Regions from separate parts of the Homo sapiens genome. Here region 2 is linked to region 1. Evidence: read pairs that join two places in POLR2A ChIA-PET (ENCODE). Cell type or tissue: PC-9. All regions are shown on one strand. Each heading gives the region's core, and the rest is flanking DNA. Links, peaks and the distances in the headings are about the cores only.

Evidence for each region. ChIA-PET counts read pairs that join two places held together with the same protein. Peaks named below come from ENCODE experiments on the same cell type or tissue, not always from the same donor. Only the 100,000 strongest peaks of a DNase experiment are listed, where the experiment ranks them.
Region 2: POLR2A ChIA-PET joins it to region 1 with 5 read pairs; 2 of 35 experiments call an interaction of 5 or more read pairs at or near these places.

The regions. Positions count from the first base shown.
Region 1 is chr3:14,488,545-14,494,742 of GRCh38, forward strand. It overlaps SLC6A6 (solute carrier family 6 member 6), which reads left to right. Exons shown (of 15, transcript NM_003043.6): 15 at 1-805. GRIP2 (glutamate receptor interacting protein 2) reads right to left here. Exons shown (of 24, transcript NM_001080423.4): 24 at 563-5,282. The coding sequence ends at 5,121. Among named protein-coding and RNA genes, the nearest start is that of GRIP2, 49 kb to the right of the region's middle. In PC-9, for the core only: no CTCF peak of the experiment used is centred there; a DNase peak (open chromatin) is centred at 2,487; H3K27ac peaks cover 1,485 bases.
Region 2 is chr3:13,641,844-13,648,041 of GRCh38, forward strand. It overlaps LOC100293612 (a long non-coding RNA gene), which reads right to left. Exons shown (of 2, transcript XR_110033.3): 2 at 5,270-6,198. Among named protein-coding and RNA genes, the nearest start is that of LINC00620, 5.8 kb to the right of the region's middle. In PC-9, for the core only: a CTCF peak has its summit at 1,848; no DNase peak of the experiment used is centred there.

The sequences.
Region 1 (6,198 bases), core at 547-5,546:
AAAGGACCCAAGAGAAAATCCTTCAAGGTGGCCTGAGGTCCCATCCCTCCCTCAGACCCATGTGGTCCCAGGCCAGGCTGCCTGGGACACGGTAAATACCACTGTGTGCAAAAATCGAAGTACAAAACCACAAGACTAAACAAAACAAACCCAGAGAGCCAAACTTGTAGAGGTGGGCAGTCCAGAAAGCAGGGGGCAGCCCTCCCCCTTTCCTTCTCTCCCTGATCCTCAGAATATATATTGTTGTAATAGGAAGCATTTTTGCATTGTTCTCTTGTGGGTGTCACTACAGACATGTTCTGGCGTGTTCTCCGAGGGATGGAGCATCCTGTTATATATTTGACTTCAAATTGAGATGTTGGCTTCATTTTTTTTTTTTACCCAATTAATCTCCCAATCCCTAGCAACTGTGACTCTGTATTTAGCACAAGAGAAAGCTGAGAATGTGGGTCTTGCCTCCTTCCAGAAATATGTCTGGCTCATCAGGACATTTTTTTAAAACTTCAAAATATTTTTAAGATATTTTAAACTTTTATAAAAAAAAAATCAACCAACAAGAGACTTTTCTGAGGAGGAACATTTGTATTTGAACAAGATCCTTGGTGTGTAGTTCAGTCTTGCAGTATACAAGCTTTTGTGTATAAATGTTTTATGATATGATTCCCTGTATTTTGCAGGGGTTTTTTTCTCTTTTGCTTTTTAGATAAATATGTATATCAATATTTTAAATTCATCTTTGCTTTTTTTAGAGGAGTTTGTAATCACCTTATAACATGAAAATAAACATTTCCTTTTTAACATCCAACATGTGTGGGTTGTGTTCTGGTGAGGTATTTCCCCCTCAACGTTTGCCAAACGCTTTACATTTTATAAAGGGCTTCCCGTCCAATCCCAGGACGCTCCTCAAAGGTAGGTATTTTCCCAGGTTAGAGGTTCCCACATGGAGGCTCACAGAGGAAGCAGCTTGCTCACTCAGGGGTACACAGCAAGTCCATGAAAGAACCTGGATTCGCACCCGGGCCCATGAGCTCTTGGCTCTACTGGCTCTACTGATTCTACCTGCTACATGCCCAGCCCTGTACAGCTGGGAGATCTGGCAGCAGTCACCTGAGCCTCAGTTTCCCCATCTGGAATAAACCATTGTCCCCATCAAGGCCACCAGGATGATTGGAGGTGATGCTCTTGGCCTTAGGTGCTCACCTGCTGCGGCTTTCAGTCCCTCCTCTTTAGCCTTGGGCTGACCTGCCAGAAGGGCAGAAAGCGGGTGGCGGAGTGGGGGAAAGGGTAGAGGGGGAGCAAACCTGATTGCCCTTCTCCCACTCCCCCACCGTCAGGTGCAGGCGCTCATTAATACCCAGTTAGGGGCTCTCTGGGGTCACAACAGGTCCATGTTTGGGGCAGCCTTCCTGCCAACAGCGCCCCCCACCCTTTGGGATGGACAAACTCGGGAGTCAGTTGAGCCCTTTGCCCAACTAACCAGACAAAATTCTCAGTAACTCATTTATAGACAATGTTAGAATAGAAGACCACCCTACCCCCATTTTCTGGCTCTTTCTGACAGCCTATGCCTACCTGCCTGCCTCTCTCTATGTGTACTGGGCCATGTGGCTTGTGTTCAAGCCCTGGTTCCATCCCTTACTACCTGTGTGGACTTGGGCAAATTACGTAACCTCTCTGTGCCTGTTTCCTCATCTGTAATGATGGGACAGGAATAGAGCCCACCTCCAAAGGCTATTGGGAGGATCCAGCAAGCTCTTGCAAAGCGCTTAGAGCAAGGCCTGCTGCCTCCCTTGGCCTTCCCCCTGCCTACACCACTCCCAAGACAGAGTACTCGCTTCCTGGAAAGAAGCTCTTCCTCTGCTCACAGAACTGTGGCCTCCCCAGTGGGGCCTGGCCCTGGCCTCTGGGTCCCAGACCCTGTAGCTCACCTGCCCTAGACACTCTCTGGACACTCCAGGGCAGCAGCCAGACCTGAGGCTGCCCTCCTGCCACTACCTTCCCAACCTGGGCTAAAGAGACTCCATATGCAGGCACCACTGCCTGCCTCTGGCTTTCTGCTGCGCAGAGAATCAAATTTGCTCCCCCTACCCAAGCCTTCACGACTGATTCCTGCTACCTCCAACCTAGTCTCCAGCCCCATTCCCCTCCCAGGCCTTCTTTCTCTTCCTTGAGACCGTCAAACTCGTTCCTATCTCAGGGCCTTTGCACTAGCTGTGCCCGCTGCCTGAGACACTCTTCCTCCAGGTCTCCATGGAGGCTGGCTCCTGTCTTCAGGTCTCATTGCAAATGTCGCCTCTTGAGAGAAACCCCTCCTAATATTGTGAGCTAAAGCCCCTCACCCTGGTCCCTCTATCCCGTTACTCCCTTGTTTTCTTTGTTGCACTTGATGCCTTTTGAAATAATTATTTATTTGCTTACTTGTTGATTGTCTGCCTGCCACCAGAATGTGCAGACATGACCTAAATCTGTCTGATTCATGTTGCCCAGGGGCTGGATGATGGAAGCAAATGGCAAACTTTTTGAATTAATGAATCATCAAAAGCAGGTGAGATGTCACCAGACCCATACAGAAGCTGACTCTTGCCAATCCATGATTTTTTTAAAAAGCAAACTTCTACTCTAGGTGGATTTAAATAATTTTATTTTAAAAAATCATCCCCATGGCACCTACCCCCAAGCCACTGCAACCCCTGGTGGGACAAAGACTTAGACGAGGGCCCCAAACAGACCATAAGCGGCCTTTGCAATACAGCCCCTTGTGCTTCCCGAGAGCCCTAAGAAAACCCGATGTAGAAAAATACTTTACAAGGAATGTGTTCTAATCTCAGCCAGAGAAAAATACAGCTTTGGGGGAGAGGGCAGGTGGAAGGGGACATGTCACAGGGGCTGTTCCCAAAATGCATAGGCAGGCAGGGCGCTCACTGGGGAAAGGTGTCAGGAAATTTCAAGTCGGGGATGAACCATCCCCATGAGAAGCCAGAAGAAATATTGCATATGAGGAGGCCGGCATGGCTGGGAGGCCCACCGCGGGCCTGATTGCATACTTTTGGGAGAATGGCAGAGGCCTCAGCCCGAGGAGGGAGGGGGGTATTAGTTAGAGTCGGGTGCATCTTCCCTCGCCTGGAGTCCTGGAGTCAATGCAGTTTTCCCAAGCCGAGAGGCCCTGAGAGTGTGTCCTGTCCAGCCCTGTTGCTTAGCAGAGGTCCAGAGAGGCTGAGCCACCTGTCCAAGGTCACACAGCTATGGCTGCTTGCATCCAGAAGCCACACCTCTGCTGTGCTGTCCCTCACCCTCAAAAGTGAGGGCTCTTGGCTTTCACTTGGTGCCCTGTGACAGGTAGACAGTGCCCTTTCACTCTGGGCTGAGTACACGGGAATCCAAGATAGCAGAGGCGCTGAGCACCCCAGGCACAAGCATGCAGGGCCCTCAGGGAGGGCACCAAGGGGCAGAGCCCAGCGAAGTGGAGGGGAGGGGTAAGGGAGGCAGGCCTCCAGGAGACAGCGTGGGCAGGTCCCCAAGGGGGCCTTGGTGGGTCGGCAGAGATGGTTCCGGCCCTGACCAGGAGGCCTGTGTCTGCTCAGACTGTCCACCCGTGATCGTCCAGAGGGGCTGGGGGTCCAACCCAGACAGGGTCACACAGCAAACAGGTAACAGACCCAGGGTGAAAAGAACAGACCTCTTGACTCCTCATCTGTTCCCTCAAATGGAAGAGCACTTTTCTGGCCTCCAGGGACCCCAGGTTGGAGACAGATGGAGGTGGGAGTGGGTGCCCCGTTTTCCTGAGACCCCTGTGAGAACTGGGCCAGGCAAAGCACATCCCCAGCCCTGGCTACACCTGCCCGCCCACTCCATCCCAGGCACCACTCACTAGACCACCAGGGGAGGCCCACACCCTTCTCAAAATGAAGAGGGTCTCTGATTTGTGGACACTGAGGACAATGATTTTAAGGGATGCTGGTGCTTCCAGATTTCAAGTGGGAATAGACTTCTTTGAATAAGCACTTTGGACACCCTCCACTGGGCAAGAGTGTCCCATCTTTTTCTCTGGCCCATTTCTCTCCCATCTCCCTCCCTCTTTCTCCTCTTCCTCCACTGATCTGGCTGTAAAGAGGAGCGCTACCGCCTCACAGGTCCTGCGTCCATCGCTTTTCAATTTTCACTGGATGGCAGGTGAATGGAAGCTCCAGGGTCTTTTGCCCCAAAATGACCCCTCCCACATGGAGGGGCTTGGGCTGAGCGGACGTGCAGATGGGTCAGTGGCCACACGGCCTACAGAAGAAGCAGGAGGGCTGAGAGCCCAAGGCCCATAGAGCCTGCCCAATGGGCCCAGAACCACAGTCTCAAGTCCCAGAAGCTTCAGACTGAGATGCTGAAATCAAAGAATCACCCACTTTCAGAATCAAAGGGCCAGCACTTCCTGGGATCCCAGACGCCCCAACTTAAGAGTCTCATAAGTGGGGACCAGATTCTGGGAATCTCAGAATCTCAGGACTAGCAAGCCCCAAACCCCTATTCTGGAGAAGCGAAGGAGCTGGGCTCCCATCCGAAGCAGCATCCTTCCTGGTGGCCGAGTCTCTAGATGAAGTGGCTCCCCATCAGGAAGCCAACCCCCAAGCGCGTGTGCACGCATCATGGGAATGCCTCATACCCCAATGCATGACTGCGCTGGGGTATCCAGCTCCTGCCTGCTCACCTCCTGTGACCGAGAACTCACTCCTCCTTGCAGCTCATTCCAGCTCCATGGCTTTGCTGGGAGGAAGTGCTCCCTACATCTTCGACCTCTCCAAGGAGGCCCCACAGAGACCTGGGACAGCCCCCAGGCCTCTCTCCTCTCGGCTGAGCAGCCTGTGCCAACCCTTCTTAAGGGAGGCTCCTCTGGGCATCTTGGAGACCCAACTTGGCGAGAGACCCCAGCTGTCACTCCAACTAGGGCAGGACCTCCCTGCCTGGCACCCCAGTCACCACAGACCTGGGGAACAGAGACCAAGCATCATCCCAGGCTCAGAGTCTGCCAGACCAACAGATGAATGAGTGGGTGGCCGCTTCTCCAGCCCAGCTACGTGTCTGGGAGCCAGGATCTGCCTGGGTGGCCCCTTAGGAGTTCGGCCCACATGCTGACTTCAGAGCATCCGGGGACTGCTGGGGCCTGGCGATCGGGGGGCCCGGCTGCTGTGTGCCGTGTGCGGCTTGCGGCTGATGATCAGCTCCAAGACATCACCCGCCTCGGCCAGGAGTGGCACCGCCAGGCAGCAGTCGAAGTCCCGTGTACGGACGTGGTTGACCTGCATGGGGCACAAGCAAGGGAACAGAACCGAGATGTCAGCCCTGCTGCGCTGAAGGGAGCAAGAGGCATGTGATGTCCTAAAGATGGGTCCTGCCCCAGCCTTGACGCAAGCCCTGACATCACCAGCACCACACACAGAGGAACATTCTTCCTCTAACTCTCTCTCAGTCCTTCTGTTAGGTTTCATCAAAGAGAAAGTTCTAGGAAGGGGCAGGTATACCTTTCATACCCCTCTAACTCTTGCTTTTCTCCCTTTCTCACATGAAAGAGCAGACCACACACTCAGAGAGCCTCCTGCCTAGAACTGTGTGATGTGACATTGTCTTCTTTCTATTTTATTTGCATTTTACACCCACTTTCTATTTCAAAGCAAGGGGTGCAAGATTTTCACTCCTAATGGAGACAAAAAGTTTCCTTTCAAAGTCAAATGTAAATTGAAAAAGTGCCATCAATTTAGAGAAAACATGAATTGAGTAAATTTCATATAAATATGGCAAAAAACACACTGAGGGAGCAAAAATAGCCAGGGCATGAGAAGGGGCGGCACGGAGTGCCCAGTACACGATGTCCCACGCTTCCCAGGCTCCCTCACAGTTAGTTAGGAAGGTCACATGAGGGGTTTGGTCCATCGGCTGTGAAGCAAGGTGATGAGTGTTGCTTCTGGGTGAAGGCGGAAAAAATCCACGTGTGACTTTCCAGTCTGTCTCCTCTGCTGTGGAGTCTGAGGAGGCCACGTGTCTCAGAGGGTCAATTCCAAGATGGGCGGATGCTCCATCAGCCCGGGACAAGAAGGCCCCCACCAGCCCACAATGGGCATGGGGTGTAAGAAGAAAGGTCTGTGTGTGCTCAGCCTCTGAGGCTGAGGGTGCTGGGGCCCGCAATGCAACTTTGGCTAACCTGACTCAGACTTGCAT
Region 2 (6,198 bases), core at 456-5,455, 850 kb before region 1:
CTTGAACCCGGGAGGTAGAGGTTGCAGTGACCTGAGATCGCATGACTGCACTCCAGCCTGGGCAACAGAGTGAGACTCAAACAAAACAAAACAAAACAAAAACAGAAAAGAAGAGGTGTGGGACTCTATCTAGCAGGGACCCTCTCCTGGCCCTTCTCATGTTTGGGGTGGACACACACTTGTGATGGCGTGCAAGTCACTCTTTCCTGCCCCACCACCTCTGTTTTAGACAACCAGTATCCATGACATGTTCCAGTTCTCTATCCAACCTTACGCCAAGGATGAGAGTGCTCTGCCCCTTGTGGGACATTCAGGGCTGTAAAGTGTGTCCCTTGGTCGGGAGAAGTGTGAGTGGGCAGTGCAAATTCGTGCACTGTCTCCCATCGCCACACTTTTATAGTACCTCAAGCGTCTGCTGCCAGGGAGGCAAAGCCCAGGTGAGAGTCAGTGGCTCGCCTTTCCCTGTCAGGGCCCATTGGTGGCCTCCTGGGGCTTCTATGTTTGGTTTGTCTTGCCAGCTCCATGCAAGGCCTTCCCTCATGGGACTCTGCTGCACAGCCATCGGCAGTCTCTGTTTCTCTGTCTGTTGGCAGAAAGAACAGCTCTTATGAACTGTGCCTAGGGGGTGCAAGAGGAATGTGTCTAGGTTCATCTGCAGCCCCAATGTCCACTCATTTCGTGGACCCAGGGTGCCACCCCAAGCGAGCACACTGGGACGCCTACTTGCCATCCCAATCACTTCTTGATCCTGGAAGGGGGTTCCTTTGATGGGCATCAACATGTCCCACTTTAATGCACCCCTCAGATTCCCAGGGTGATTCTGCAGGGCTGTGCTCCACACGGGTATCCCTTTAATAGGCCAGGTTTCCGCTGCCCTCCTGCCTGACCATAGGGTCTGACAAGGTCACCCATGAATCAGTAAAAACACAAACACACAACTGAACAGCACGCAGTCCCTCCCACCGAGCTGATTCATTTTCACCTTCTTCCATTGGAGGGCTGGCCTTCCAAACTGTGCTGTCCGCATACCTTGGAACCATCATCTGTACACACTGGCCAGTCAAGAGCTCTCACAGAGCATCAGCCAAGTGACAGTAGGATCTGGCAGCCCCTCGGGTGGTTCTAAAGTTGGCCCTAGGGGAAAGCCTGTCTGCTCATGACTACGCCAAGTACCCCTTTGCATCCCCAGGCAGCACATTCCTGCACAAACCATTTCCATTTTATTAAGAAACTCTGGGGCCGGGTGTGGTGGTTCACGCCTGTAACCAAGTCGGGTAGATCGCCTGAGCTCAGGAGTTTGAGACCAGCCCAGGCAACATGGCAAAAACCCATTTCTACAAAAAATCCAAAAATTAGCCAGGTATGGTGGCGCACGCTGTAGTCCCAGGTACTCAGGAGGCTGAGGTGGGAGGATGGCCTGAGTCCAAGAGGCGGAGGTTGCAGTGAGCTGAGATGGCACCACTGCACTCCAGCCTGGGTGACAGAGCTGGACCTTGTCTCACAAAAAAAAAAAAAAAAAAAAGGAAATTCTGGGTGTTGCCCTCCCCATTAGGGTGTTTCTTTGACATCGTCCAGAACATTATGTGTATTTCAGATTTTTAGATTATTTTATAGCCTTCAATCATAAGAGTGGCCTCAGTCAAAATGCAATCATTGTCTCTCCAATGAAAATTTTCTAGTCCCAAATCCCAGTGGTCACCCCTGGGTGGCACTAACAGGCTTTTGCCGTACAGCCTGGTCTGTGTAAGGACTCCAGGGCTTTTGGGGGTAGTTTTATGGGAAGGAGTTGCAATATTCCTGGACGTGGAGTGTGTACCCTCCAAAGTCTGAATCAGCTGACCAGATGCTGGTCTTCAATCACTATTGCCAGAAGGGCAGGTTTACCTGCCTTCTATTTTACAGCAATTGGTGGGAGAAGCATTCCCCAGCCAGACCATCTCTATCCCCAGCATATGCTCCGATAAAGCAGGTGCAGGCACTTCACAGAGAATTTGTTCCAACATTCCAGTTTTCACCTAAGTATCCACCTTAATTCCGTCAACCATCACATTTCTAAATCCTCCCCATTGAACGAGAGCCTCCATTCGGGCTTCGCTGACAGGTTTGGAATCACAGAGCAGAGGCTCCCACAGACGGAGTCTGTTCTCCTCCCCCGGCCATTTCACTCACCCGTGTGTGTATGGCTTTGGGTCCCCAGCTAGGGGGTGGGCCGAGAGACTCAGGCCTTCTCCTGGTTAGATTGTGAGACCACTGCCTCAGGCAACTTGAGATCAGAATTCTCACTGTCATTTTAGGCCTCCCAGGTTTTAAAAATCTTCCGAACTAGAATGAATAAAGCAGATTTTTTAGGGCCTTTTCACATTGGGCGGCCGGCAGGGTCCATCCAGCTTCTGTGAGTGCTGCATTGAGACCGTTGTTTCGTCCTCATCAATATCCACTTTATTCATCTTATTTCTTAACACCTGTTTAAAAGCTTCCACCCTGCTGGGATGAGTCCCTTGACTCTCTCCTTGGTCCTACCCCTTTGTTTTGTCCATGCTCTTATGAAAACCTTTACTATCTGTTGTCTCGGCACACTTTTCCCTTTGGAGGAGGCTCTGAGGCCAGTAGCTACACCTTGGGTCAACTGACTGTACCCTGGCCCAGCATCGGAATCTACCCCACACATTCCTTGGGTAGGGCTTCAGGCTAGAGGCTGTGGTCCAGGCTGACCAGAATCTTGGCTCAGCACCAGGGTCCCTTCCTACACTCACTTACCTTTTAACCACTGCAGATAACAATAACCAAGGGATTTCACATTTTCCTTTTTTGTTGTTTCTTTGCATTTCCTTATATTCTAGTGAGCCAACTGCTTAGGAGTTGGATCCCTCATTTCTAAATTCCATTGATAACTTTTACCTTACAAAAAATTGATTGTATTGGTTCTACCTGCAAGTGTACTTGAAAAAAAAAAAAAGACAAAAAATGGATTGCAGCACAGCCACCACCAGGAATGAAAGTTTCCTCAGCTCCTACCCTTTTACTCTTCCCAAACCACATGTTCCAGTGAGTCAGGGTTGGTCTAGAAAGTCCCAACTCTGACACCAACTGTAAGGAGTTCAGCAAATGATAGAGTTTAAGGAAGGAGTCCCCACCAGGCTGCTCTTACTTCAGGCACCAGCCGAGAATGGGGTTTCCAGGATCACCGTCCCTTCAGATCAATTGGTGACATAGTCAGAGGTCCCTGTAACCACCCTAAGATACAATCATTCACTAGAATGACTCAAAGAAAAGTATAGCACTCAGGAAAGTGCTATACTTATTACAATTTTATTATAGTGAAAGCATACACATCCAAGCCAGCCAAGGGGAGAGACACAGAGGGCAAAGTCCAGGAAGGGTCCAAACATGGAGTTTCTGGTTGTCTCAGATGGTGTGACCTCCTCCCAGACATGATGTATGATAATACACAAAGAGGATAAACAACCAAGGAAGTTTATCTGAGCCTTTGGTATCCAGAGTTTTTACTGGAGCTCATTGGTGGTTGGGGCACAGATATTCCCCAGCACAAGGTGGCAGCACGATTGCTAAAGATGGCACCAGTGGTGGCCCGGGAACACTCACAGGGAATGCTGGTAGAGGGAATGCTGTGGCTGGGAATGCTGATGCAGGCATTGGAAAAATTTGAGGGAATGATGGCTACAAAGACCAGAGGAATTGGACTGCTGAGTTATACTGCCCTGCAGAGGGATGAGAGAGTCTGAGCTGTGAGTTGGAGGTTGGTGGCCAAGCGGGAGGCAGAAAGCCTATGGCAGCTCACAAAGCGGCACCTGTCTCCTGAAGGGGAAGGGCAGGCAGAGCTGAGTGGCAGGCCGAAGACCTGATTGTGAATTTTCTGTTGAACATAATAAAAAAAAAGTCCAGCTGGATGCAGTGAAAAGCAGGGAAGGGCATGCCAGCCCAAGGGAACAGCACGTGCAAAGCTTCTGAAGCGGAGAAGCCTGATCTGCCTGGAAGGACTGGATGAGGGATGAGGGTGGAGGGGGTGGGGTGAGGCAGGGTCAGCAAGGCACCACGAGCCTCCACCAGGGCTCTGAGCAAATCCCCAGAGCACTGGGAGCAGCTGAAGCACGGGGCAGTGATGACAGCCTTGGAACTGCATTTCCCCATACCCCTCTGGCTGTAGGCTGGAGAATGGATTATAAGGGAGGCCCTGCTGGAGCTGATCCCTCTGGGGATATTGGGATGCTATGGTGTGGGGTCCTGGGATGCCAGTCTTATCATTTGGGCTGTATCTCATGCCTGGGCCCCTCTCTTATCTCAGGGACAAGACAGTGACTCACCCATCTCAGACTGGACAAGCCTGGCGGACCCATCTCAGCTAGAGCAGCGACATTCACACCCATGTTCATGATCTCCACCCTCCCGCATGTGCGCTGCTCTCCCGGCCCTGAGGAGGGGTGTGTGGAATGGAACACAGGTCCCCAGACCCCAGACACACTCATATGTGTTAGTCCCACACGGTCAGGGCAGCACCCAGCCCACCTGCTGGCCTCCCCTGCCAGGGCCTTCCTGCTGCCTGTGGGGCCCACACCTGGGTCAGCCTGCCTGTCCTCTCTGGGCATGGCCAGCCTGGGACCAGCTAGAGATGGGCACACCATGATGGGCAGGTCTGTGCAGCTGCCCCACCATCAGGGCATGCAGAGGGCATGTGGGGAGTGCCTGGGGCCCCTGGCCTTCCTGTTGGGTTAGTTTTGGAGAGCTAGGGGGTGAAGGCTGGCACTCACCCACACCATTGTCCCTGGGGGCTGTGTCAATATCCCCATCCCTGCCCCGCCGGCCTCCATCCTAACACCTTCATTGTGTATCTCTGTGCTGAAAATTGGTTTAGAAAATGGGTACTGTGGTGCGGTGGGCATGTATTTTTTAAAATAAAGTTTTAGTCTTAGAATAGTTTTTGATTTCTAGAAAAGGTGCAAAGATAATTCTGAGTAGTCCCCCACCTAATTCCGTTTACTGTTAACACCTTACATTACTATATGTGCACAGTGAGATATGTGTCAATCAATATTGATACATTCTTAACTAAAGTCCATACTTTATTTAGCTTTCCTTTGCTTTTATTTAATGTCCTTTTTCTGTCCCAGGACCTCCTCTGGGATACACATTACGGTTTCTTAGACTAGCTCTGGGATTTTGTTTTTGTTTTGAGATGGGGGGGGGTCTCTCTGTGTTGCCCAGGCTGGTCTTGAACTCCTGGTCTCAAGTAATCTTCTCACTTTAGCCTCCCAAAGTGCTGGGACTACAGGTACACGCCGCCATGCCTGGCTCTTGCCTTGGTTTTGACGATTTTGACAGTTGAGGAGGACTGGCCCGATACATCGTAGGATGCCCGCTACTGGGGTTTGTCTGACACTTTTCTCATGATTAGACTGGGATTGTGGGTCTGGGGAGGAAGATCACAGAGGTAAAGTGCCCTGATCAGCACATCCAATGGAGGGCAGCTGCTGTCAACATGAGGCATCCCTTGTGATGCTGGCGTTGCCCATCTGGCTGAGGTCGTGCTGATTGGGTCTCTCCACTGTGAAGTTTCTCTTCCTCCCCACTCGCTGCAGTGCACTCTTTGGTGCACATATTTGCAGTTGCTTTGCAGCCTGGTGTTACGGATGCCACTCGGCTCCCTGATTGTGTAGTCAGCAGTGTTAAGTGTTCCTTCCTGTTGGCGCACATCTTGTCTGTTGCTGGTGCCTGCTACGGAGTCCTCCGAGGGGCACCCCACACTTTCCCTGGGATCACGTGTCCAGGCTGCTCCCAGGTACGCACCCCACAGACTCTGCTGCAGAGAAGGGGGCCCATTTGTGGACTTCCCTGGACATGCAACCAAGGAGCGAACTGCTGATCATGGGTGTCTGTACTCCAGTTTTGACCCCATTTTTTCAGGCTGCCCTCCAGAAAGCCTGTGCGTCCCCATCAATCATCCCACTTCCTGAGATGTGCCAAGTGGAGGGGCGTGCCGCGCTTGCTTGCCGGCTGTTCTGCACACGGGCGCTAAGGGTTCTGCTTTCTCTGAGTCACTGAGCTACACCCAAAACCAGCATCCCATCCTGTGGGCTGTAGGCTCAAGTGGGTCATTGCTTGGCTTGGGCACAATATTTAGAAAAGTTTTGAGCCAACATGTCAACACTGAGGAATTTCACGTGCCCTTTTAGGTTTTGGGCT